Linked DNA regions of Homo sapiens: region 2 is linked to region 1. Evidence: chromatin contacts called from ENCODE Hi-C or POLR2A ChIA-PET data. All regions are on one chromosome and are shown on one strand. The core of a region is the stretch at or near the end of the contact, and the rest is flanking DNA. Distances in the headings are between cores, read along the strand shown. Region 1 overlaps SPTY2D1 (SPT2 chromatin protein domain containing 1). Region 2 overlaps PTPN5 (protein tyrosine phosphatase non-receptor type 5).

What was found. A loop is a pair of places that touch in the nucleus more often than their neighbours do. ChIA-PET counts read pairs that join two places held with the same protein, here RNA polymerase II (POLR2A). Pooled maps may share reads with other maps.
Region 2: a map with no recorded cell type shows a loop between it and region 1 (7-fold over the local background). The contact joins two enhancer-like sites. A Hi-C loop is called at or near these places in 7 of 37 single-sample maps with no recorded cell type and 8 of 50 pooled maps. POLR2A ChIA-PET finds 5 or more read pairs at or near these places in 2 of 52 experiments (Panc1 and activated CD4-positive, alpha-beta T cell).

What each region holds. Positions count from the first base shown.
Region 1 is chr11:18,616,038-18,621,947 of GRCh38, forward strand. It overlaps SPTY2D1 (SPT2 chromatin protein domain containing 1), which reads right to left. Exons shown (of 6, transcript NM_194285.3): 2 at 838-952; 3 at 1-61. Among named protein-coding and RNA genes, the nearest start is that of SPTY2D1, 15 kb to the right of the region's middle. RefSeq lists an enhancer at 1-775. Within about 2 kb of position 2,119, at least 4 of the 41 ENCODE cell types and tissues checked have a DNase peak (open chromatin) inside an H3K27ac peak, as active enhancers do.
Region 2 is chr11:18,761,280-18,767,189 of GRCh38, forward strand. It overlaps PTPN5 (protein tyrosine phosphatase non-receptor type 5), which reads right to left. Exons shown (of 15, transcript NM_006906.2): 3 at 4,528-4,604. Among named protein-coding and RNA genes, the nearest start is that of PTPN5, 28 kb to the right of the region's middle. RefSeq lists enhancers at 230-730, 731-1,231. Within about 2 kb of position 3,117, at least 3 of the 41 ENCODE cell types and tissues checked have a DNase peak (open chromatin) inside an H3K27ac peak, as active enhancers do.

The DNA.
Region 1 (5,910 bases), core at 869-3,368:
TCATGTTTGAGCTCAATTCGCTTTTTCACTAGTTCCTCTTTTCTCCTTTTCTCCTCTAAGGCTAAAAGGGACAAAACAAGAATATGTTATTACTTCGAGATCTCAAGATTGCAGTATGCTCAAGTGAAAACACAACGTTCAGGTTACAGTTTGAAGACATCTAGGAATCAAATGAGGAAGTCATGTGAACAAGTATCAATTGAGTCATCTTTACATAATGAGTGGGAGACATATGGGTTTTTCTATATGACTAAGCAAGTGGGAGACTTGGTTTTCAGCTTTAAATATACAAAATACTTCAAACCAAATACATTACCAAGTTAAGAGAACATTAGTATCCACTTAGTAGTTGTTATTAATTATGATTCAATGAATACTTAAACATATTGAATCAGTTTCTTTGTATTTGCATGAAGTAGAACTATTCGAAATAAAGACTTTAAAACTTATCTCTATTTTAGCCTTTTAGATAGCATTCTGTTAATAAAAATTAAAATACAAAATGGGTAGAAACACTTTCAGAACCAAGATTAAAGAAAGAATGGAGTTCTTACTGGGGACTTACTATGGCCAATTAGAAGACATGGCTACTAACCCCCAAAAAGCTGTTACTTCAAGGGGAGAAAAAAAGAAAACGTTTATACAAATGATCGAGGTAACATATGTAAAGCCATGAATACAGTCAGTTAACCTGGACACACACACACACACACACACACACACACCCTCCCAAATCTGTTGGCCTGTTATGTTTTTATAGACAGCCACTGGTTTAGTACAAGCTAGATGGTGAAGATGGAATACTTTAAAATTGAGAATAAGGCTATAGATACATACCTTTTCGTCTCAGCTCCTCTTCTTTCCTTTTAAGAAAAGCTTGTACAGCTGCTGATTGGACACCTTTAACTTTTGGGTCTTTTTTTGGAGGCCCCACTGCCAAACTATACCTTTTCTAAAAACAAAAACAGTAAAAGTTAGAAGCAATTCAACTTTTAAAATACATTATTAGGTATAAGGCACTGTGCCAGGTAATAAGAGGTATAAATGTTAACTGTGAAACCTATTCTGAATAATTGAGAGATCATATAACCCATAATAAAGCTTAGCTATAAAATTTCAGACTATTTATTACGTATGGTGATTTTGGGGTACAAAGTTTCCATGTAACATCCCAAAATAATGCATAAATGAACAATTCACAGAAACACTGTTTTCAGGCTATTTTCCAAAAAAGAACCTGGACTGGGTAACTAAATGAAATCACCACTTAGAAGAATCGATTATTTGTGTTTTAAAATTCTGATTTAGGCTGGGCTCAGGGTCTCATGCCTGTAATCTCAGCACTTTGGGAGGCGGAGGCGGGCGAATCATGAGATCTGGAGTTCGAGATCAGCCTGGCCAACATGGTGAAACCCCATTCCTACTAAAAACACAAAAAATTAGCTGGGCGTAGTGGCGGGTGCCTGTAATCCCAGCTACTCAGGAGGCTGAGGCAGAAGAATTGCTTGAACCCGGGAGGCAGAGGTTGCAGTGAGCCGAGATTGTGCCACTGCACTGTAGCCCGGGCGACAAAGTAAGACTCCGTCTCAAAAAAAAAAAAAAAAAAAAAAAAATCTGATTTAGGCCAGGTGCGGTGGCTCACGCCTATAATCCCAACACTTTGGGCGGCTGAGGTGGGAGGATTACCTGTGGTCAGGAGTTAGCAACCAGCCTGGCCAACATAGTGAAACTCCGTCTCTACTAAAAATACAAAAATTAGCCGGGCATGGTGGCGCACATCCGTAATCCCAGCTGCTTAGGAGGCTGAGGCAGGAGAATGGCTTGAACCCAGGAGGCAGAGGTTGCAGTGAGCCGAGATTGCGCCACTGCACTCCAGGCTGGACAACAGAGCAAAACTCCGTCTCAATCCATCAATCTATAAGTAAGTAAGTAAGTAAGTAAATGTATAAAATTCTGAGTTTAAAAATAGCCTGCCTTAGAAAGAAGCATTTCAAAGTCCAACTTTTCAAACGAACAGAAAAAACTACTCCTCACAACTATTTTCTCTCCTGACTACTCCAGATGATTTCCTAGTAGAGACTCATAGCTACATGTTTTATTTTGCTTAGAACACGGAAACACTGAGGTTTTACTTTGACCACACACAAAGGCTGGGGCAAACCACAGCAAAAAAGCATTTCAAAAAATCTATGCAATAAAGGCCCAATTCCCAGCAACCTTTAACTGTAGCTCTTATGTTCACTAAATGTTAATTTGCCTCACAACCTCCTTTTTAGACAGGTTCCTATAACACCCAAAAAAAGCTTACATTATCCTGGCACAGATGAAGTCTCTGGACCTCAGTTTTTATATAACTGCATCAAGAAATTACTAAACTCAAGTAATGTTAATTTGAACTATAAAAGGAAAAATATTTCCACTTTATAAGTACCTATTATGAGAGAAATATGACGAACATAGAGCTAAAATAAATTCAGACCAGGGATGATTCACCTCTACGACCATTCCACATTAAATCCAGGAAATAAGATTTTTAAAGTATCCTCCTTTTTTTGTTTTGTTAGGCAGATGCATTCTCATCTAACGTACCTGTTGCTGTGGCTAGCAGAAAAAGAAACATGTCCAAGAACAAATTGAGACAACTTAGGAACAACTTAGGAACCAAAAAAGTATTCCCAAATATGTATGAAATTCTTGGAGGAAAACCAAAAGATATGTGCTTACTATAAGGCTGCCAAATACGACGTATCTTGAAACAGGCTGGAAGTTTCAACTAAATTAGTCTGCCAACAAAGCAGCTGGCCAAGGAAGCAGGCTCTAATTCAACCTGAAAATCTTGCATGATAGCAATGCTGAGAAGTGACATATCCCTAATAGAGAGAAGTCCCAAGACAGCATCCAGATTTCTTTCCCAGTCACCTTGGCTAGGCCATAGTGAGATCCTTTAAAGTCCATATCTTTGTAAATTTAATTTTAGACTCTTTCCATAGTGGATAGGGGCTCAATATTTAAAGGAGAAAAGGGAGAAAGAAAGGGAGAGGAGAAAGGAGAAGTAATACTGCTAACCTAACTAGATATATATAAAATTGCCCTTGTTTACAAGAAAAGAACCACAAACATAGGTATTAATCACAAGGAGCTTACATTTTCATTGTGGAAAGGGCACCATGAATATGATTCAAATGAAGACATACAAAAAACTCATAAGCAGAGGCACACACTCACTCCACTCCATCCCATTAAGGGATTTGGAAGCAGAAGAAGGTGGATTTTTTTTCACTAACACTTAAGATTTTCCTGGCCAGGCGCAGTGGCTCAAGCCTGTAATCCTAGCACTTTAGGAGGCTGAGGCGGGAGGACAGCTTGAGCCCAGGAGTTAAGACGCCAGCCTGGACAACATGGTGAGAACTCATCTCTTTAAAAAAAAAAAAAAAAAAAAGGCTGGGTGCAGTGACTTACACCTGTAATCCCAGAACTTTGGGAGGCTGAGGCAGGCGGATCACAAGGTCAGGAGATCGAGACCATCCTGGCCAACATGGTAAAACTGCATCTCTACTAAAAATACAAAAATTAGCTGGGCGTGGTGGTGCCTGCCTGTAAGCCCAGCTACTTGGGAGGATGAGGCAAGAGAATTGCTTGAACCAGGGAGTCGGAGGCTGCAGTGAGCCAAAATTGCGCCACTGCACTCCAGCCTGGTGACAGAGCAAGACTCCGTCTCAATAAACAAAAAACAAAAATTTCCTGTCCCTGTCCATTATATAGCTCATAGAGTTACAAAGCCCCATACAAATCAAAGCCCCATGCAAGGTTTTCCCCAAGAAAAATGCAAATACATATATTAGCATTACTTATTTTAAACAGGACTGGTTTGCTGTCCAAATAACCCAGCATTGAGCACTATCTAACATGATTTTGGGATAGATATCTTTCATCTTAACCTGGGACTGCAAGAGATAGAAAGTGGGATATGACAAACCGAAAAGCTGCTCTTGACTGAATACTGGTATCCAAAAGGGAAAACATCAGTGTCAATGGGGCATAGTTTAATGCAGTGTTCAGTAAGCTTCAGTCATTTGCATACTACCTTTATGATTTTTGCCTTTGTGGTATACTACCCCTACCATTACTTACTAATTTAAAAAAACATACAGAGTTGGCCAGGTGCGGTGGTTCACGCCTGTAATCCCAGCACTTTGGGAGGACAAGGCGGGCAGATCACTTGAGGTCAGGGGTTCGAGACCAGCCTGGCCTCGAACTCTGGTGAAACCCTGTCTCCACTAAAAGTACAAAAATTACCCAGGCATGGTGGCTCACGCCTGTAGTCCCAGCCAGTTGGGAGGCTGAAGCACGAGAATCACTTGAACCCAGGAGGCAGAGGTTGTAGTGAGCCAAGATCACGCCACTGCATTCCAGCCTGGGCAACAGAGTGAGACTCGGTCTCAAAAAAACAAAAACAAAAACATCATGAGCCGTTATTATAGCTTTACCTCAGCAATAATATCCACAAAATGACTGACTTGAACAACTAGTTATATTTTTCCAATTCATATAAAAATACATACTATTAAGCCGGGCACGGTGGCTGACACCTTTAATCCCAGCACTTTGGGAGGCCAAGGCGGGCGGATCATGAGGTCAGGAGATTGAGACCATCCTGGCCAACACAGTGAAACCCTGTCTCTACTAAAAATACAAAAAACTTAGCCAAGCGTGGTGGTGGGCACCTGTAGTCCCAGCTACTCGGAAGGCTGAGGCAGGAGAATGGCGTGAACCTGGGAGGCGGAGCTTGCAGTGAGCCGAGATCGCGCCACTGCACTCCAGCCTGGGCAACAGAGCAAGACTCTATCTCAAAAAAAAAAAAAAAATACTATTAAAATAAAAAATATTTTATTTGTAAAAAAATGTAGAAATATTTTAAATGGTATATTTGTATACCATTTATATCCAGGCCCTATATGTGCTGCTCTTTAAAAACACTGACTGAGGCCGGGCGTGGTGGCTCATGCCTGTAATGCCAGCACTTTGGGAGGCTGAAGCGGGTGGATCACCTGAGGTCAGGAGTTCGAGACCAGCCTGGTCAACTTGGTGAAACCCCATCAAAATACAAAAATTAGCCAGGCGTGGTGGTGGGCACCTGTAATCCCAGCTACTCTGGAGGCTGAGGCAGTAATTGCTTGAACCCAGGAGGTGAAGGGTTGCAGTGAGCCGAGATCGCACCACTGCACTTCAGCCTGGGTGATTGTACTCTACCCTGGGTGAGAAGAGTGAAACTCTGTCTCAAAAAACAGAAAAGAAAAGAAAAGAAAAGAAAAGAAAAGAAAAGAAAAGAAAAGAAAAGAAACACTGACTTAGGGAACAAAAATACAGGAAAGGCATAAAAACAAGGAAGGTGGTGTTCAGGAACTCAGATTTGCTTTGAAAAGAATAACAAAGGCTACTTTTAGCTTTTTTTCAAAGTATACACCTATTCTCATCAATTTATATGTCAACTTCAAATTCTGCCTTTTTAAACACCTCTAATCATTAAGGATACTTAAGCTGGTCTCACATTTAACCCAACAACTTTGCAGTACTTGTTGTACTGTCCTTATGATGCAGCAGAAACTCAATAAATCTATACAATGTCTATTTTGTTGATCTTCAACAACTTAAAAAGCTAGCAGTAAGGCAAGGTCAGCACTGCTTTAATGAGGCTTAATCTTGTTTATATGAACTGAGCCATAATCAATTAATTTCTTATATCCTCTGTAGCTTAAAAATGTACTCAGGTCAGGCATAGTGGCTCACACCTGTAATTCCAGCACTTTGGGAGGCTAATTCGAGAGGATCGCTTGAGCACAGGAGTTCGAGACCAGCGTGGGCAATATAGGGAGACCCTGTCTCTCCAAACAATTTAAAAATTAGCTGGGC
Region 2 (5,910 bases), core at 1,867-4,366, 150 kb after region 1:
CTTCTACCTTGTACCTCCGCGGCAGCTGCTGGGAGCTAGGACTATGCTGGGCTAGGCCTGTACTGGTGCTGGATGGGGGAAGGAGTGGAGTCCCCAACATTAGCAGTGCCACCTGGTGTCTTGCAAATGTGAACACCTACACATAGAAGAAGAGAGATTGTGAGTTTGAATGTACCAAAGTGTTTGGGTGACTGTGAGCAAATGAAGTGAGCAAGAAAGGAAGAGTGAAAGAGAAGAGGAGGGTGACCACATGAAAAAGGGTGTGTGCATGAGGGAGAAGAAAAATACATGTGTGCACATGTGCACAGGGGTGGGGAAGGCAGTGGGGTAGACACTCACTGCCCCCACAGTACCGGGGAGCTGGGCATGACTGAGAGCCTGAGAAGAGGACAGAGAATGGAGAGGGAGAAAAGGAGTCTGCCTAGTCATTTTCAAGAGTGTGCGTGAAGAAGGGGTACAGTAGTGGGAGAAAGAGAAAGACACCTAAGGAGGGAATGAGAGAGCAAGCACATCACCAGGAAGCATGCAGAGTGGAAGCCGCGGGATGGAGGGATGGAGCTGAGAGAGGTGAGTGTGCAAGAGGAAGGCATGCAGGTGTGTGAGCCTGGAGGTGTGCGTCCGCCCCTGCAGGGCTGTGTGAGACAGAGGCAGGCCACGTGCCCGGGTGACTGTGCGTGGGAACATGCATGTGCATCGGGGAGCATGTGGCTATGACAAGTGAGCACAAACACGAGTGTGCGAGAGCACATGTGGGGGGTGTCCCAGGGGCTGTGAGGCAGCATGCCTGGCTCTGGGGCATTGGGGGGAGCTCCCAGGGAGTGTTGGTGATGCTGAGGACGTTTCCACCAAGAAAGCTCTGATGGGACTGTATGACCTGTCCTGTGTTGGCTCAGATCTGGGTGATCGTGGTGGCTCGGAGTGTTGGCCATGTTGCCCCCATCTGAAGGTGGGTGTGGGAACGAATGAGCCACCAGGCATGGCTGGCCCTCACTCTGCCTCGCCTCTGGGTAAGACAGAGAGTGGAAAGAGTACTTGAGGGCTGGATTTTTATACCATCATTATGCAATTGCCTGCAGTGCTCATGGGCTCCTTCTAAAGGCCTAACACTCCAACTCTCTTGGCCTACAAACTCCCATTTCCTTTTATGTCCAAGTTGCAGTACAGGTCAGTGTCCTTGACAAACATTTGTGGAAGTCTACTCTACACCAGGCTCTGGTGTAGAGTAGATTTCCACAAATTCAATGTGAATTTACCCTATTCACAATGTCAAACCATTCCCCAGTTCTTTCCCATCCCCCTCTTCATGGCTTTAATTGTCTTCATAGCACTTACTACTATTAACCATACTATGTGGCATGACTTACTTATTTTATTTGTTGTCTATTTTTCCTTAATAGCAAATGTCTGTACAGCATTTGCTATATGCCAGGCACTGTTCTAAGCTTTCTGTTAATTCACTGAATCCTCTAACAACTCTGCACAGCAGTGAATATTGTTCTTGCTATATTGTGAATGGGGGGTCCAGAAAGATTCAGTAGCTTGTCCATGATCATCTACTGGTAAGTGGTGGGGCCAAGCTGAGGTCCAGAGTCCCTGTTCTTGACTAGCACATAATACTGTCCTGGGAGGGTGGGAACTGTTTTCAGTTTGGATTTCTGTTCAATCTCTAGTGCTTACAACAGTGCCCAGCACATGTAGGTGCTCAATCAGTAGTGACAGAATGAAGAAATGAGTGAATACATGCTGGACATGGAGGATGCAGAAATGAAACAGAGAGGTCCTTGCCTTCAGAGAGCTCATGACCCCATGGAGGAGGCAAATAATTACTGCAATCCCCTATCAGGACAGCATCGTGGGAGTCTAGAGGGTCACACAACTTGCTCGGCCTCTGCAAGCAGGACTTCCCAGAGGAAGGACACAGATAGGGACAGGCACAGGGACGTTGTCTACCTCCTCCAAACTCCTGTCTGGAACAAACGCACCTAAACTCTTTCTGCCTCAGTCCACAGGGTGCCAGAAGATGACAGTGGCTCCATGGGGACAACAGAGGCAGAACAAGGTAGCGGTGACGACACGGGCTACTGAGAGAGACTGCCTGGAGTGAATCCTCCCTCTACCAGCTAAGTGACCTTGGACAGACTGCCTAAGCTCCCTGGGCCTTGGTCCTCTCATCTGTAAGAAGGGGTAGCAAATGACACTGATTTCCTAGGATATTCCATGACCAAAACTCTTCTATTCTACACTGGTTGCTTGCTTTTGGGGAGAAATGGGAGAGAACATTGGGATTTAACCTATTATGCTTATTACTGCAGCCTCTCTGCTGCGGCTTCATCCCATTTTGCAGAAGCAGCTCAGAGCTGAAGTTGTCCATGAACTTTCCTTAGGGAAGGGACTATGTCTGTTTTATTTACCTCTATATATCTAGCACCTAGTACCTGAGACCTAGTAGGTGCTCAATAAGTACTTGAGTGAATGACTGAGTGGTTACATTTATTTATTCCCCCAGGACACTTGTGAGGATAAATATTCATATTGCTATTGTTTCTGCTCACAGATGAGGGACTGGAGCTCCAGCAAGGTTAAGTGACTTGTGCATAAACACACAGCCTGAAGCAGAACAGGCGGACTCAAACGCCAAATCCCATGCTCTTTCTTCCTCCACACCGTGCTACTCTCTGGACTCCTATTCATCCTGTCCTATTTTCTGCAGATTTCTTCTAGTCAGTGGTGCCATCCCTGATTGTAGAGTCATCTCCGAATTCTATGACTCATATCTGAATCACAGAACTGTTTAATAGTTGAAGGGGACTTCTGATGTCATCTGGACCTCCCATCCATTGTGGAAATTTCCTCTCCATTGTCTATCTATCTAGTACTTGAATGCCTCCTGTGACGGAACACGCATTTCTTCCTCTGGAATTATTGAGTTCTATGACTGGACCACTTTTAGAGTCAGAGAGTTCTGCGTCTATGGGCCAAAGGCCTGTTTTTAATTTCAATGCCTTGGGCTTACGTCATCCTAAGATACACAGAATAGATCTGCTGCCCCTTCCGCAAGACAGCCATTCAGATATTCAGGAAGTTCTCACATCTTTTCAGAGAATTCTCTTCTAGACAGACGGTCCCATCTTAGACCGTCTCAACAGGCTGTCCCAAGTGTTTTGAGCAATGGCACCCCCTACTGGTTAAGGTATGAACTGCATCAAAGGGCTTCCTCAGGAGCTGGGGCACTGAGTGTGGTGTGAATAAAATACCACTTATTTTGAAGAGTCATCGCTTTAGACTCATACCTGGTTGTTTCCAATGTCTATCTTAAAGAGTATCACGTGAAGACTCCATTCTAAGGTTCCTTGCCAATCATGAGGTCTCTGAAAAGCTACAGGTTTGGAATTTCAACGTTAGAGTTCAAAAGACTTGTCTTTGTTTTGTTTTGTTTTGTTTTGTTTTTTTGGAGACGGAGTCTTACTCTGTCGCCCAGGCTGGAGTGCAGTGGCGCGATCTCGGCTCACTGCAAGCTCTGCCCTCTGGGTTCACGCCATCCTCCTGCCTCAGCCTCCCAAGTAGCTGGGACTACAGGCGCCCGCCACCACGCCTGGCTAATTTTTTGTATTTTTAGTAGAGACGGAGTTTCACCATGTTAGCCAGGATGGTCTCGATCTCCTGACCTCGTGATCTGCCCGCCTTGGCCTCCCAAAGTGCTGGGATTACAGGCATGAGCCACCGCACCTGGCCCAAAAGACTTGTCTTCTAACAAAATGTTCAGAAGGAGAGATATGAAAATATATGCTATGTTACAGGATTATGGCGATTTTTCTTTTTTTATTTGTATTTATTTTCTAATATTTTGACAGTTAACCTTTTGTTATAAGAAGGAAAAGAACAATAAAAACTTATAAAAAAATGTAAAACTCTCCCCCCACCCCTTCTTTTTCTTCCTTCTGAGGCTGTTTATCATGGCGTGGGTCATGGGGCTACAACTGGGACGAGCTGCCACCCTGTGGGCAAGAGTGCCTTGGTAATATCTCCACGGTGGCTGCAATGGCTTGGCTCCCTGCAACTGTGGTCAACTGGACTCAAGCAGCACAGTTTCACCCTCAAGCCGGGCTTCTCAACAGGGAGGTCAGGTAGTTCTCCACATCCCCCACCCCATCCTTGGCTCATGCTGCCTTCAGGTTTTGCTTCCTACCCTTACCTCTTGAAGTCAGCCCAGCCCTGAATGGTCAGTGGTCATTCCCTAGGAGCCCTGTACTCCTCAGCTCTTCGTCCTTCTTTTCACTTCCTAGCACACCTTCAATTGCCTGCTCTTCCCTCCATGTGAGCCTAGAGCAGCTCCAAGTGATAACAGGTCAGAAGGCATCAGGGATTAGAAAAACAAGTCCCCATTTAAACGAAGAGCTATGGAGCAGCTGCATGGATATTCTTGCGCAAGTTCACAGCTAGCTAGGCTTTACTCCAGCCCCAGCTTCAGCCGGGGCATTGTCTCTCCATTCTGAGGTCTGGGAGGAGCTGGGTGCTGAGAAGACTCACCCGGTAGCCTCTCACTGCAGCACATGTCCAGGGCCCCTCCCTCGGAGTCATCAGCAGCGTGGTTCTCTCTCTCACTCCTGCAGCAGGATGGAAAAGGTAAGAATATGCTGTTGAGCCAGGATCAAGACAAAAACCCTGAGCAAAGATAAGAAGGCTCCCTCTCCTGTATTCTGTATCCCTTTGAATAACCCCACCCCATCAAAGGGACCTGAGGAAAATACCAGCCTGTTGAGGGGTCAAGCTGCAGAGGCAGGAGCAGAATTTTGCAGGTGTCTTCCTTGTGGAATCAGTGGCAGCAGTATCATCACAACCATCATCATCATCATCACCATCATCATCACCTCTACAGTAGGAGGATTTACTATACGCAAGCACTTTGCAAACTTTATCACATTAAATCCTCACCATGACCTCATGAATGAGGGATCATTAAACAGGCTCAGAGAGGTTAAGTAACTTGCCCAAGGTCACACAGCTCAATAGAATAGAGATGAGTTTGAAATTATGACCTAGGACTCCAGGCTCATGCTCTCGCTGTTGTGCCATTCTGTCTCCTAGTTCCAGTAGTTTTGAACCATGGGTGGACAAGAAGAGGGCTCTGAGTAACCCACAATCCTGTGTCCAGCTCTCCAAGATATGCAAGTCCCCTCTGCCCCAGGCAGTGAAAAGTGGTATGCAGAACTCTTCTCCAGAATAGCTAGAAAAAGTAGTTACATACATGTTTTGTATAGTCTAAATGTTTCCTTCCTGAAATCAGAGAACCCTCTTTCTAGCCTATTAGGGCACCTTATAGGAGAGTATGGGGGTCTAGTTTTTCTCCTTTACCTGGCAAGCTGGAAAAATGTTGCTGGAGATCAGCTAGACCCCATGAAGCATCTTGAGAGTAGACATATCTTGAGGGCAACCACTTGACTCACAGGGGGTCCCCTACCCTGGGAATGGCCTGAAATGCAGCGTGGGCTCCAGTGGCCTTGTCTGCCTTTCATGTCTCTGACCCTTGGCAGTAGCTGATGACTGATCCAAGGCTGAACACACAAACCAGCCTGGGTCAATCAGATCCTCTCCCTTGCACACTGAAAATGCATTCTGATGCATTTTGCTGGTGCTGAATCATGGTAGCCACAGTGCCCTGGAGAGAAGACCTGCTGCTGAGGGCCTGAGAGCTGCCTTGTTCCCATCTGTACTGAGTCTTGGACAATATGCCCTTCAAGACCATAAGATGGCCGTGGATCCTTCCAATAAATCCCCACATTTTAGCTTACGCCAGTGGGATGTGATTTCTGAAACTGGCAACCAAAAGAACCTTTGACATAGCCTTGCTAGCATACTTTCAGGAATTCCAGAGGCTCAGCTGCTTCTCTGCCCCCAAGTCCTGCTATCCTG